Regions from separate parts of the Homo sapiens genome. Here regions 1 and 3 are each linked to region 2. Evidence: chromatin loops called from intact Hi-C (ENCODE). Cell type or tissue: Caco-2. All regions are shown on one strand.

What was found. A loop is a pair of places that touch in the nucleus more often than their neighbours do. Peaks named below come from ENCODE experiments on the same cell type or tissue, not always from the same donor. Only the 100,000 strongest peaks of a DNase experiment are listed, where the experiment ranks them.
Region 1: it touches region 2 in a loop (9-fold over the local background); 10 of 110 quality-filtered maps call a loop at or near these places.
Region 3: a loop joins it to region 2, with 12 times the contacts of the local background. A loop is called at or near these places in 11 of 110 quality-filtered maps.

What each region holds. Positions count from the first base shown.
Region 1 is chr3:109,383,431-109,387,430 of GRCh38, forward strand. No RefSeq gene overlaps it. Among named protein-coding and RNA genes, the nearest start is that of LINC01205, 25 kb to the right of the region's middle. In Caco-2, no CTCF peak of the experiment used is centred here; a DNase peak (open chromatin) is centred at 2,191.
Region 2 is chr3:109,274,107-109,278,106 of GRCh38, forward strand. No RefSeq gene overlaps it. Among named protein-coding and RNA genes, the nearest start is that of DPPA2, 40 kb to the right of the region's middle. In Caco-2, a CTCF peak has its summit at 1,787 (motif pointing right); a DNase peak (open chromatin) is centred at 1,795.
Region 3 is chr3:109,396,905-109,400,904 of GRCh38, forward strand. It overlaps the pseudogene RLIG1P2. Among named protein-coding and RNA genes, the nearest start is that of LINC01205, 11 kb to the right of the region's middle. In Caco-2, no CTCF peak of the experiment used is centred here; a DNase peak (open chromatin) is centred at 2,107.

The sequences.
Region 1 (4,000 bases), 110 kb after region 2:
ATCCAGGAGGTAGAGGTTGCAGTGAGCCAAGATGGTGTCACTGCACTCCAGCCTGGGCGACAGAGTAAGACTCCGTCTCTGGGTAGGGGGCGGGGAAAGGCTTTCAGAAATTTCGTAAAGTTTTAAGTTTGAAGCATCCTTTGTCAATAGCTCCCCTATCCTACCCGCAAACACATATGCACACACCCTACCACCACTGCCACTAAAAATTGAATAGAGAGTAAATGTCCCAGCTTAGCTAACGCTAGAGCAATTAAAATGTCATTAGATGCTAGACAGATTAATGGGGTTTTTTTTGGTTTGTTTTTTGTTTTTTTTTTTGAGACGGGGTCTCACTGTATCGCCCAGGCTGGAGTGCAGGGGCAAGATCTTGACTCACTGCAAGCTCCGCCTCTCGGGTTCACGCCATTCTCCTGCCTCAGCCTCCTGAGTAGCTGGGACTACAGGTGCCCGTCACCGCACCCGGCTAATTTTTTGCATTTTTAGTGGAGACGGGGTTTCACCGTGTTAGCCAGGATGGTCTCGATCTCCTGACCTCGTGATCCGCCCTCCTCAGCCTCCCAAAGTGCTGGGATTACAAGCATGAGCCACCACGCCTGGCCTTAGACAGACTAATGTTCATGCTAATGATCAACACAACGAGATTTGGGAATCAAGCCTTGCCCTCAACTATTCTGAAGTGGGCTAGTGCAAATGGACTTGGGCCCTGGAGCAGAAGTTGGGGCCAGGGGCCATGATGAGTGCTGGAATACATCACAGATATTATATTTTATTTTATAATTAAGTTGCTAGTTAAGTGGTGAGAGCCTGAGGCATGATTTAGAGTAACTGGTGATAGTTCTCTCTGGGAATGCTCCAGCCTGAGCTAACCTGGGGCATTTACTTTCTATTCCCTTTCAGTGGTGGTGGTGATGGGGTGTGTGTGCTGTAAAAGAAACTGATAATTTGGTTAATAGATAATTTTTGTAGAAAGCCATAAAATGACCTTGTGAATCTCTTCTGATTTCCAAAGGCTTCTGATTTGCTTTCATTCCTAGACGTCTAGTCATATCTCCTTTGTAGTAGTACTTCTATTTTTTTTTTTTTTTTTTGAGATGGAGTCTTGCTCTTGTTGCCCAGGCTGGAATGCAATGGTGTGATCTCGGCTCACTGCAACCTCCACCTCCCAGGTTCAAGTGATTCTCCTGCCTCAGTCTCCCTAATAGCTGGGATTACAGGCATGTGCCACCATGCCTGGCTAATTTTGTATTTTTAGTAGAGACGGGGTTTCTCCATGTTGGTCAGGCTGGTCTCAAACTCCCAATCTTAGGTGATCCGCCTGCCTCAGCCTCCCAAAGTGCTGGGATTACAGGTGTGAGCCACTGCGCCCGGCTCTTCTATTGTTTTTTTTTTTTAGAACTGAAATACATTTAAGTATAACTAAACATATGTAAAATATTATTCATGCTGTCTATTTTTTTTTTGAGGTGGAGTCTCGCTCTGTTGCCCAGGCTGGAGTGCAGTGGCGCGATCTCGGCTCACTGCAAGCTCCGCCTCCCGGGTTCACGCCGTTCTCCTGCCTCAGCCTCCCGAGTAGCTGGGACTACAGGCGCCCGCCACCATGCCCGGCTAATTTTTTTGTATTTTTAGTAGATACGGAGTTTCACCGTGTTAGCCAGGATGGTCTCGATCTTCTGACCTCGTGATCTACCCGCCTCGGCCTCCCAAAGTGCTGGGATTACCAGTGTGAGCCACTGCGCCCGGCCCATGCAGGCTATTTTTTTTCTCCTAGAATAGTGATTTAAAAAAAAAACTGAAAAATTAAAGTGAAAAGAGCATGGGCTTGGTAGCCAGACAGACTCGAGTTTGATTCTCCACTCCACCTGCATATCATGATTATTTACGGTTCTGGGGTGGGTCAGCTTTATGTTGGCATGTCACCAAGTTCAGAGCTTCTGTGCACCTTATTTTCATCTGTGTGTGTGTGTGTGTGTGTGTGTGTGTGAGAGAGAGAGAGAGAGAGAGAGAGAGAGAGAGACAGTGTTTTGCTTTGTCGCCCAGGCTAGAGTGCAGTGGTGTGATCTCGGCTCACTGCAGCCTCAACCTCCAGGCCTCAAGTGATCCTTCCGACCTCAGCCCTTGACCTCAGCCTCCTGAGTAGCTGGGATTACAGGTTCATGCCACTGCACCCAGCTGATTCTTTGTTTTTGTAGAGATAAGGTCTCACTATGTTGTCCAGGCTAATCTTGAACTCCTGAGCTCAAGCTATCCACCAACCTTGGCCTCCCAAAGTGCTGGGATTATAGACCAGAGCCACCACACCAGGCATTTTTATCATCTTTTAAGTCGCTATAAAAATATTTATCTTCCAAAGATTTTGATAAAAATTAACTCTAAAACACATAGAATTGCTCAAAGCAAATAGTAGAAGAGAAGTTTAGTTTTCTCATGTCGCTCTCTAACCCCATCTTTTGGTCTTACAAAAGATGCCCTGCTAACTTTCAAACCTTTCCTGGTGAGTTCAAGTCTCAGACGTCAATTGCCTCATTATAATTAGGCCCTCATAACCATTTATTATTTGGGAAACTCGTGGTCACTTTTTTGAGGTTTGGTTATTTATTTATTTTTTCACTGTGGCTTTCTTTTCATTTCTGCTGCCTGGCAGGACTGGGAGGAGATGGCAGTACCTGGCTACATGCCTCACATCCACTGGTCAAAGTATAGGCTTGTTCATAATGGATTCTACTGAGAAATACAGCAAACAGACTCTGTGTTCTGTGACTCCTGTCCCTTCATACACCCACCTGCATACTTCTAGTCATGGCTATGAAACTTGGTAGGCTATGAGTTTCTAGGTTTCTTTCTTTCTTTTTTATTGAGACAGGGTCTTATTCTGTCACCCAGGCTGGAGTGCAGTGGTGCGATCACGGCTCACTGCAGGCTTGGCTTCCCGGGCTCAGGTGATTCTCCCATCCTAGCCCCCTGAGTAGCTGGACTACAGAAGTGCACCACCACACTCGGTTAATTTTTTCATATTTTTGGTAAAGAGAGGGTTTTTGCCATGTTGCCCAGGCTGTTCTTGAACTCCTGGGCTCAAGTGATCCGCCCGCCTCGGCTTCCCACAGTGCTGGGATTACAGGTGAGCCACCACGTCCTTTTGTGTAAAGCTAATTAAGCGAGAGCAATAGAAAGAGTAATAGAGAAAGCATTCTCTCCCCCATCCCCATAAGTTATCACTTAATTAAAACTATTCCCATTTTCTAGATGAATAAATTGAACCTGTTGACAAACATGTACAGCTACTTTTAAAGCCATGGGAATGCCTTTAAACCTTAAGCATGTGCTCCATTTTTTTGGTGTTAAAACATAGCGCTCATGCCTGTAATCCCAGCACTTTGGGAGGCCGACGTGGGCGGATTGCCTGAGGTCAGGAGTTCAAGACCAGCCTGACCGACATGGTGAAACCCCGTCTCTACTAAAAACACAAAAATTGGCTGGGCGTGGTGGCGGGTGTAATCTCAGCTACTCAGGAGGCTGAGGCAGGAGAATCGCTTGAACCCGGGAGGCGGAGGTTGCAGTGTGCTGAGACTGCACCGTTGCACTCTAGTCTAGGCAACAAGAGCGAAACTCTGTCTCAAAAAAACAAAAACATAGCTACTTATATGCATTATCACAAAATGAAGTTGAGTACACTCCAGCTTGCACAGCCACTTTTAGTGAACTGTTTCAGCTTAGATCATAATTCCCTCAGGCTTAACTCTTTAGGTTTTAGCAGCTTAAATGTACACAGTATAGAGAAGGACTTTGTTTGGGGCTTGGAAAACAGTAAATCATTAGGCATCTTTAAAATGTTCAGAATATTTGAATAAATGCAACTGCACTGCAGCTTGCTAATGTAACATATTAGATGAACCCTAAATAACAACAACAGCTTGGAGAGACTCGAATGGTCCCTCTTTAATTTTGTTGCTGACACCTGGCAACATTTGGAACTATAAATAGAGTAGCAGGGAGGGGGAAG
Region 2 (4,000 bases):
GTCAAAGAGAGGAAGTCATAGTTAAGGATCAGTAATTAGAACACCTTTAGACCTCTCCACAGCAATATAGAAGCAAGAACACAATGAAAGAATGCCTTCATTATTCTGAAGACAAATTATTTTTATTTCAGAATTCAATATCCAACCAAATTATTAATCAGTGTGAGGATAGAATACAGATATTTTAGACATGCAATTTCTCAAAAAAAAATTACTTCTCAGAAAGCTCTTTTCCAAAAAGCTATAGATATGCTTGATTAAAATACAGTTATGAACCAAGAAAGAGGAAGACATGTAGTACCAAAAGTCAGGGGATCAAAACCAGGAGCAAGGGAAGATAAAGATAAAGAGAAATCCTGGATAAGAGGAGAGGGCAAGGCCGGGCACAGTGGTTCACGCCTGTAATCCCAGCTCTTTGGGAGGCCAAGGCAGGAGGATCACTTGAGGCCAGGAGTTCAAGACCAGCCTAGGCAATGTGGCAAAACCCCATCTGCACAAAAAAACAAAAACAAAAAATGTTAGCTGGGCATGGTGGCGCTTGCCTGTAGTCCCAGCGACTTGGGAGCCTGAGGCAGGGGTACTACTTGAGCCCGGGTGATCGAGGCTGCAGGGAACCATGATCTTACCACTCTACTCCCAGCTGGGCAACAGAGCAAGACCCTATCTCAAAAAAAAAAAAAAAAAAGAAAGAAAGAAAAGATAGGAAAAGAAAAAGAAAGGAGAGGACAAACACTCCTGTGTGGGGCACGTTGGAAGACTCTGGGAGATACTTCTGCAAAGATCATATTGACAGACTCCCTCAGTTGAGTGAGCATATTTAGAGGCTCAGGCAAACTGACAGAAGGCTTGAGGTTGACATTTATGGTGTGCTATTATGTAGGCAGATACTCTTCTAAGACACTTTGCATAGGAAACTTATGCAATAGATGTATTTATTGTACCTATTTTACAGAAAAGGAAAGAAAAGCACAGCAGATTAACTAGATAGCCCAAGATCACACAGCTAGTAAGAAGCATCACAGGGCTCAAAGCCAGGCAATCTGACTGCAGAAACTTTTTATTTTTATTTTCATATTTTTCTCTCCATTTCCACAGGTATCAACAGAGACTTTCCTGAAACCATCATTTTATACTGACTCCCCACGGGCATAGAAATGTTGCCAATTAAGAAAAAGAAGAAAAATTTAACTTCAGGAAAAGCAGAAAATTGTGTAAGAAAGGAAAAATAGCTACAATTGTCTACATGGTGGTGTTGTAAATGGCATTTTCATAGTCATAGTAACATAAACATTAAATAATAACCTAATATGCAGTGATGTTTAAAATATTGAGGCTGGGTGTGGTGGCTCATGCCTGTAATTCCAGCACTTTGCGAGGCCAAGGTGGGCTGATCACTTGGGGACAGGAGTCCGAGACCAGCCTGGCCAACATGGTGAAACCCTGTCTCTACTAAAAATACAAAAATTAGCCGAGCATGGTGGTGCACGCCTGTAGTCCCAGCTACTCGGGGGACTGAGGCAGGAGAATCCCTTGAACCCGGGAGGCGGAGGTTGCAGTGAGTTGAGATTTCACCGCTATGAGTTGAGATTTCACCGCTGCACTCCAGCCTGAGCAACAGAGTGAGACTCTGTCTCAAAAGAAAAAAAAAAAGAAAAAGAAAAAAAAAAGAAAAGGAAAGGAAACAAAAAAGAAAAGAAGAGAGGAGAAAAGAAAAAAGAAAAGAAGAGAAAAGAAAAGAAAACGCAAGCACATAACAACAGCAGGGGGAGCTGTCAGACTGCCACGCGGAACTGACAAACTCCCCAGCACGGTGCGGAGTTCTGGAGCAAAGATTAAAGGAATTTCACACTGGAAGGGACTGGGCAGGCCATTGTTCCACCACCTAGCTCAGACTTTTGGAAAAGAGAAGGACCTTTGTTTGAATATCTCGCTGGAGGCTATCAACTCACCACTTCTGGGAGCTGGGCAGCCAGTCCTTTCTTCCTTCCTTTTAAAAAATTGATATATAATAATTGTACATATTTATGTGGTACATGTGATATTTTGATGTATGTATGAACTACGGAATGATCAAATTAAGGTGGTAATTAAGATATCCACCACCTTAAACGTGTATCACTCCTTTGTGTCGGAAACATTCCAAATCTTCCAGCTATTTCACAATATACAATAAATTATTGTTAACTATTGTCACCCTTCCATGCTATCAAACCTATAACTTATTCCTTCTAACTGTATTTTTATACGCATTGACCTACCTCTCCTCATCCCCCACACCTGACATTTCTCAAAAGAAGACATACAAATGGCCAACAGGTAGATTAAAAATACTCAACATCACTAATCAGGAAAATGCAAATCAAAACCACAATTAGATATCATCTCACCCCAGTTGAAATGGCTATCATCAAACAGACAAAAAAATAACATATGCTGGGGAGGATGTGGAGGAAGGGGATGCTGGTACACTGTTGGTGGAAATAAAAACTAGTGAATCTTTTCTTGAAGGGAGACTTGAAGTGTGTCTCTTAGTATTAGCCAAGATATTTTTTTTCTGTTAAATTTACAGCCACAGTGCACATGTATTCATGTACTGTTTGCTGTTTATTTTCCATTTACCTACTTCAACATTTATGGTCATATTATTTTAAAATTAATAAAATAATTATTACATTAAAATTATTTTAGTATTAAATTCAATACAACGTGTGTGCTCATTTCAAATATAAAGGGATACGATGAAAACCAAGTTCCTAGGCCAGACTTCAGTTGCCCAAGATTTCCTTTCCAAAGGAACCACAATGATCATTTCTTGCATATCCTTGCAGAGATAGCTATTAATTAATAAGCATGAAGTGTTTAGAACATCCCCTAACTCAAGGCAAAGGCCATACAAGTGTCTGCTGTTAGTAACAATAATAGTATTGGAGGCGGAGGTGTTAGCAGCAGCAAGGTAATGGTAACAGTTGTAGCAATAGCACTCGTAGTTAGTTGTCTATATCTACTTTAATCTTTTTAAATGGCTGCATGGTATTATAACAGTGTAATATAATTCTTAAAACACTCCCCTACAGAAGGGACAAATGAATTACAAAAAGCTACTATAGTTACCATAGTCTTCTAAACTAATATAAAAGACAAATACATAAATTAGATGTGTCAAAAACAAATTATCAAGAAAAGTCTGCATGCCCTGAATTAGAGCACTAAAGGGAGAAGTGGGAAGACTTGGGCTAATTTGATGTCGAGTGTGGAGGAGCGGTAGGAGTCATATAATTATTCAGCTTCATCTAGTTAAATGTAAGTACTGGAAACTTACACCTAACACAGTGTAAGATGGCATTTCAACTGGCATATGCAAATGTGTTTATTGGCAGAGATTTCACAGACAGGGCCATTAACAAAACAGATTTCTAATTAAATCAGTTTCACGGGTAACTACTGAAAGTCTCTCCTCAAAAGATGGGGCCGTGCCCATAGCCTCAATGTTACCTTTGTATAGTACACACGTAAGTTGCAGAGGTATCTTAATTTCAGCAACTTCTCTCACACACAGATATTCTCACTTTATAGTAGCATAGCGTTTAAGAGAAATAACTCCGGGTCCACGTTGCCTGGGTGTTTGAATTGTGGGTCTGCCATTTATAGCTGGGTGACCTGGGGTAAATTACTTAACTTTTCTGAGCTTCCTCTTCCTTTTCAGTAAAATAGAAGTTATAATAATACCTGTCTCATAGAGTGGTTGTGACTATCAAATGAGTTAATGTATATGAAGGACTATGAGTGTTTGTTGCTATTAACAACGGTGTATCTTTTTTATTATATGTATCTCATTTTCAAACTTAATCCAGTTCTTGTCATGGAACATTTTAATGTTCAGTTGTGATTTAAATAATTTCACTTGAAAGGAAACCTTATCCAGATATTAAGTCTCTAGTGATTTATGAAGCCACAAGACTGAACCTAAAACCCAAAGTCATTCCATCAACAAGAAAGTTTT
Region 3 (4,000 bases), 120 kb after region 2:
ATTTTCTTGGAATGTTGAGGAGTACTTCAAAGCTACTCCAGAGTGTTGGCTAGCAGCAAAGGAAACAGAAAAATTAAATAGGAATCTGGTCCATGACGAAACATGGACACATTCCTGGTGGGGCACCAGTAGAGAAAAATAACAAATAGCATTACTGGCATTCCTCTGTGGTTAATTATGAATTTGCAATTGATCTGGTACTAAAGCATCATCCTGAGGATCCTAGGCTTTTGGAAATTAGTGCCGTGCCATTATCAGATTTCTTGGAACAAACATTGCAGCTTATAGGAACAAATATCAATGGAAACCCATATGGGTTAGGAAGGAAGAAGCATCCACAATATGTTATACTACACGGACCATTTCAAATAAGAAACCTGCCTATATTGGGCCGAGCGTGGTGGCTCATGCCAGTAATCCCAGCACTTTGGGAGGCTGAGGTCGGCGGATCACCTGAGGTCAGGAGTTCGAGACCAGCCCGGCCAATGTGGTGAAACCCCTTCTCTACTAAAAATACAAAAATTAGCTGAGCGTGGTGGCAGGCGCCTGTAATCCCAGCTACTCAGGAGGCTGAGCCAGGAGAATCGCTTGAGCCCAGGAGGCAGAGGCTGCAGAGAGCAGAGTCGCACCACTGCACCACAGCCTGGGTGACAGAGCGAGACACCGACTCAAAAAAAGAAACCTGCCTATGTTGAAGCACAATGATCTGTTGTCCTGGTTTGAAAGCTGCAGAGTAGGTAAAGTGAAAGGAATAGTATGGGATTGCAGTGATGGCTGTTTAATTAAGGTCCATTACCATCGTCTATCCTCTTTGTTTACACTGGCCAATTGCAGATGTTTACATGAATTCAGAACCAGTAATTACCAATATGAAACTTAACAAATATGACTATGCTTTTGATACTGTTTAACAATTTTTTTAATCAGAAATTTAGTAGGCTTAAAGATGTAATACTTGACATATAAAATGCAAGTGCAATTAAAATTAGTTTTATTTATTTATTTTTTGGAGACAGGGTCACCCACGCTGGAGTGTAGTGGTGTAATCACAGCTCACTGCAACCTCGACTTCCCAGGCTTAAATGATCCTCTCACCTCAGCCTCTTGAGTAGCTGGGACTATAGGATCATGCCACCATGCCTGGCTAATGTTTTTAATTTTTAAATTTTTTTGTAGAGACAGGGTCTCAGTGTGTTGCCTAGTCTGGTCTTGAACTCCTGGACTCAAGTGATCCTCCTGCTTTGGCCTCCCAAAGTGATGGGATTACAGGGGCGAGCCACCTCACCTGGCCAGAATTAGTTTTATTATTAAAAAAAAAAAAGAGAAGACAATCTGCAAAACAGAAAAAAGAATACGTCTGTTAAAAACTACAAAAGATGGCTGGGTGCGGTGAATCGTTTGAGTTCAGGAGTTTAAGACAAGCCTGAGCAACATGGTGAAACCCCATCTCTCCCAAAAATACAAAAATTAGCTGGGCATGTTGGTGCGTTGCCTGTGGTTGCAGCTACTTGGGAGGCTGAGGCTGGAAGATGGCTTGAGCCGGGAAGGTGGAGGTTATAGTGAGCTGAGATCATGCCACTGCACTCCAGCCTGGGCAACACAGTGAGACCTCATCCCAAAAAAAATTACAAAAGACTGGGAGAAAGCAGAAACAAGTATTGGGAAGACTGTGCTATGTGTAGAACACTCCTGTTCCACTAATAAAGGAATGTGACCTTTGATAGATTGAGTATAGGGAACATATAATGGAAGCATTAAAGGGGTGGATCTTCCTTACTTTTTGCCTCCACTCTACACTTTTAGGTCAGACGTTCCCCGAAAGGGGTATTATCAGGCCTAGAGTAGAGACAGATGAGAGGTGGTTGAAATTACTCTATTGTTATTGTATAACATAATTAATATAAGCAGTGACTCTATGGGATCCTTTAAAGCTTTTATTTTCTGGGTAAACATTTGTACCTGGGCCAGTGCTGGAATTAGTGACTGCTTCCCACTCTTTCTGCTTTTCTTCTCTTGATCACCAGTGGCAGGAGGGTGAGGCTAGGTAGGAAGGAAAGCTTGATGTCTGGATGTGCCCAGGGAGGATTTGGGTTGTAGCTGGTCCTCTAATTCCACCTAGAGGTAAGAACTGGATGTGGTCAGGGAGAATCCTCTTGCTACTTCTCTCTTGCTACAAGCTGGCAGGCTCCAGTTTTACTAAGGAACACAAAAGAGTCCAGAATAGGGCGCGCACACACACACACACACACACACACACACACACACACACACGATCATATTTTTTGGTTCATTTAAAAATTTTTTATTGTCATATAATATACACAATAAAGTGTACCAATCTTAAGTGCTCCATGAACTTTTACATATGAAAACACCTTTTAACCACAATTCGGTTAAAATTATCTGAATATATGCAGCAGCCCAGAAGGTAATATGAGGTGTGTTTTCAGTAAATACTGTCATCCAAAGTAACTAATATTTATTTTTCCACCCAAATGTAGATGGACATTGGATTAACTTCTGGTGTGGACTATTATAAATAAAGTTACCTTAAATATTTGTGTGTGTGTGTGTGTGTGTGTGTGTGTATATATATATTTTTTTTTTTTTTTTTTGAGACGGAGTCTTGCCCTGTCGCCCAGGCTGGAGTGCAGTGGCCCGATCTTGGCTCACGGCAATCTCTGCCTCCCAGGTTCAAGTGATTCTCCTGCCTCAGCCTCCCAAATAGTTGGGATTACAGGCATGCGCCACCACACCCAGGTAGTTTTTTTGTATTTTTAGTAGAGACGGGGGTTTCACCATGTTGGCCAGGATGGTCTCGATCTCCTGACCTCGTGATCCGTCCACCTTGGCCTCCCAAAGTGCTGGGATTACAGGCGTGAGCCACTGGGCCTGGCCCACAGTATACATATTTTCCCCCTACTTGCTTTTTAAATTTTTCCATGTGTCATGAATATCATGTCATGGCATACACTGAAAACAAAATTCAGATTCTTGGCATGTACAGAAAAACCTCCTGAACAAAAACCTTTAAGAGTAAAACTTAGAAATCCATATTTTTTAAAAGGACCCCAGGGAATTTCGCTGTAAAAAGTAGATTTGAGGCACAGGCCCCGATTAACTCCTGGAGAGCAGAAACTAGAGTCACACATATTTTAGATGAACGACTCCTGTGTACTCTTAACTTTGTTAAGTGAATTTTAATGGTTCTGCTTTTTCCTCCATATTGATTATCTAGACCAGATTTTATGTTTGACTTCTCTGGAGAAATGAGGAGGAAAATCTTGGTCAAAGATAACTTCACTGATGCCATTTTAAACACAAAAGAACTCAGGGATCAATTGAGTGTCCCTAGAAAATGGGTTGAAACCTTTTTCTCTCCTGCTGTCTTTGTCAGATCATTTAGTTATAAGGTATTAATAACTGAAGCTGGATTGATCAAAACAGAGATATTAGATTTAGTTTTTCACTGTGAAAGCTAAGTGTGTGTCAGGATAGGCACTGTTAAAAAATAAAACCCTCTTATCAGGAAGCTTAAAAAGCACATAGCAAAGAGAATTTCAGTGGCCCAGAAGAGTCTGGAAAGAAGTAAAAGCACTGGCAAAGATTTACTTTGCAATTTATAGTACATATGAAATTTTTTTTTTTTTGAGACAGAGTCTTGCTCTGTTGCCCAGCTGGAAGGCTGGAGTGCAGTGGCGTGATCTTGGCTCACTGCAACCTCTACCTCCTGGGTTCAAGCGATTCTCCTGCTTCAGCCTCCTGAGTAGCTGAGATTACAGGTGCTTGCCAACACACCTGGTTATTTTTGTATTTTTAGTAGAGATGGGGTTTCACCATATTGGCCAGGCTGGTCTCAAACTCCTGACCTCAGATGATCTGCCTACCTTAGCCTGTCAAAGTGCTGGGATTACAGGCGTGAGCTGCTGCCCCGGCCAAATATGGGATGGTCGATGTAACTTATTCTTGAGACCAAATTTCGCTCTTGTTGCCTAGGCTG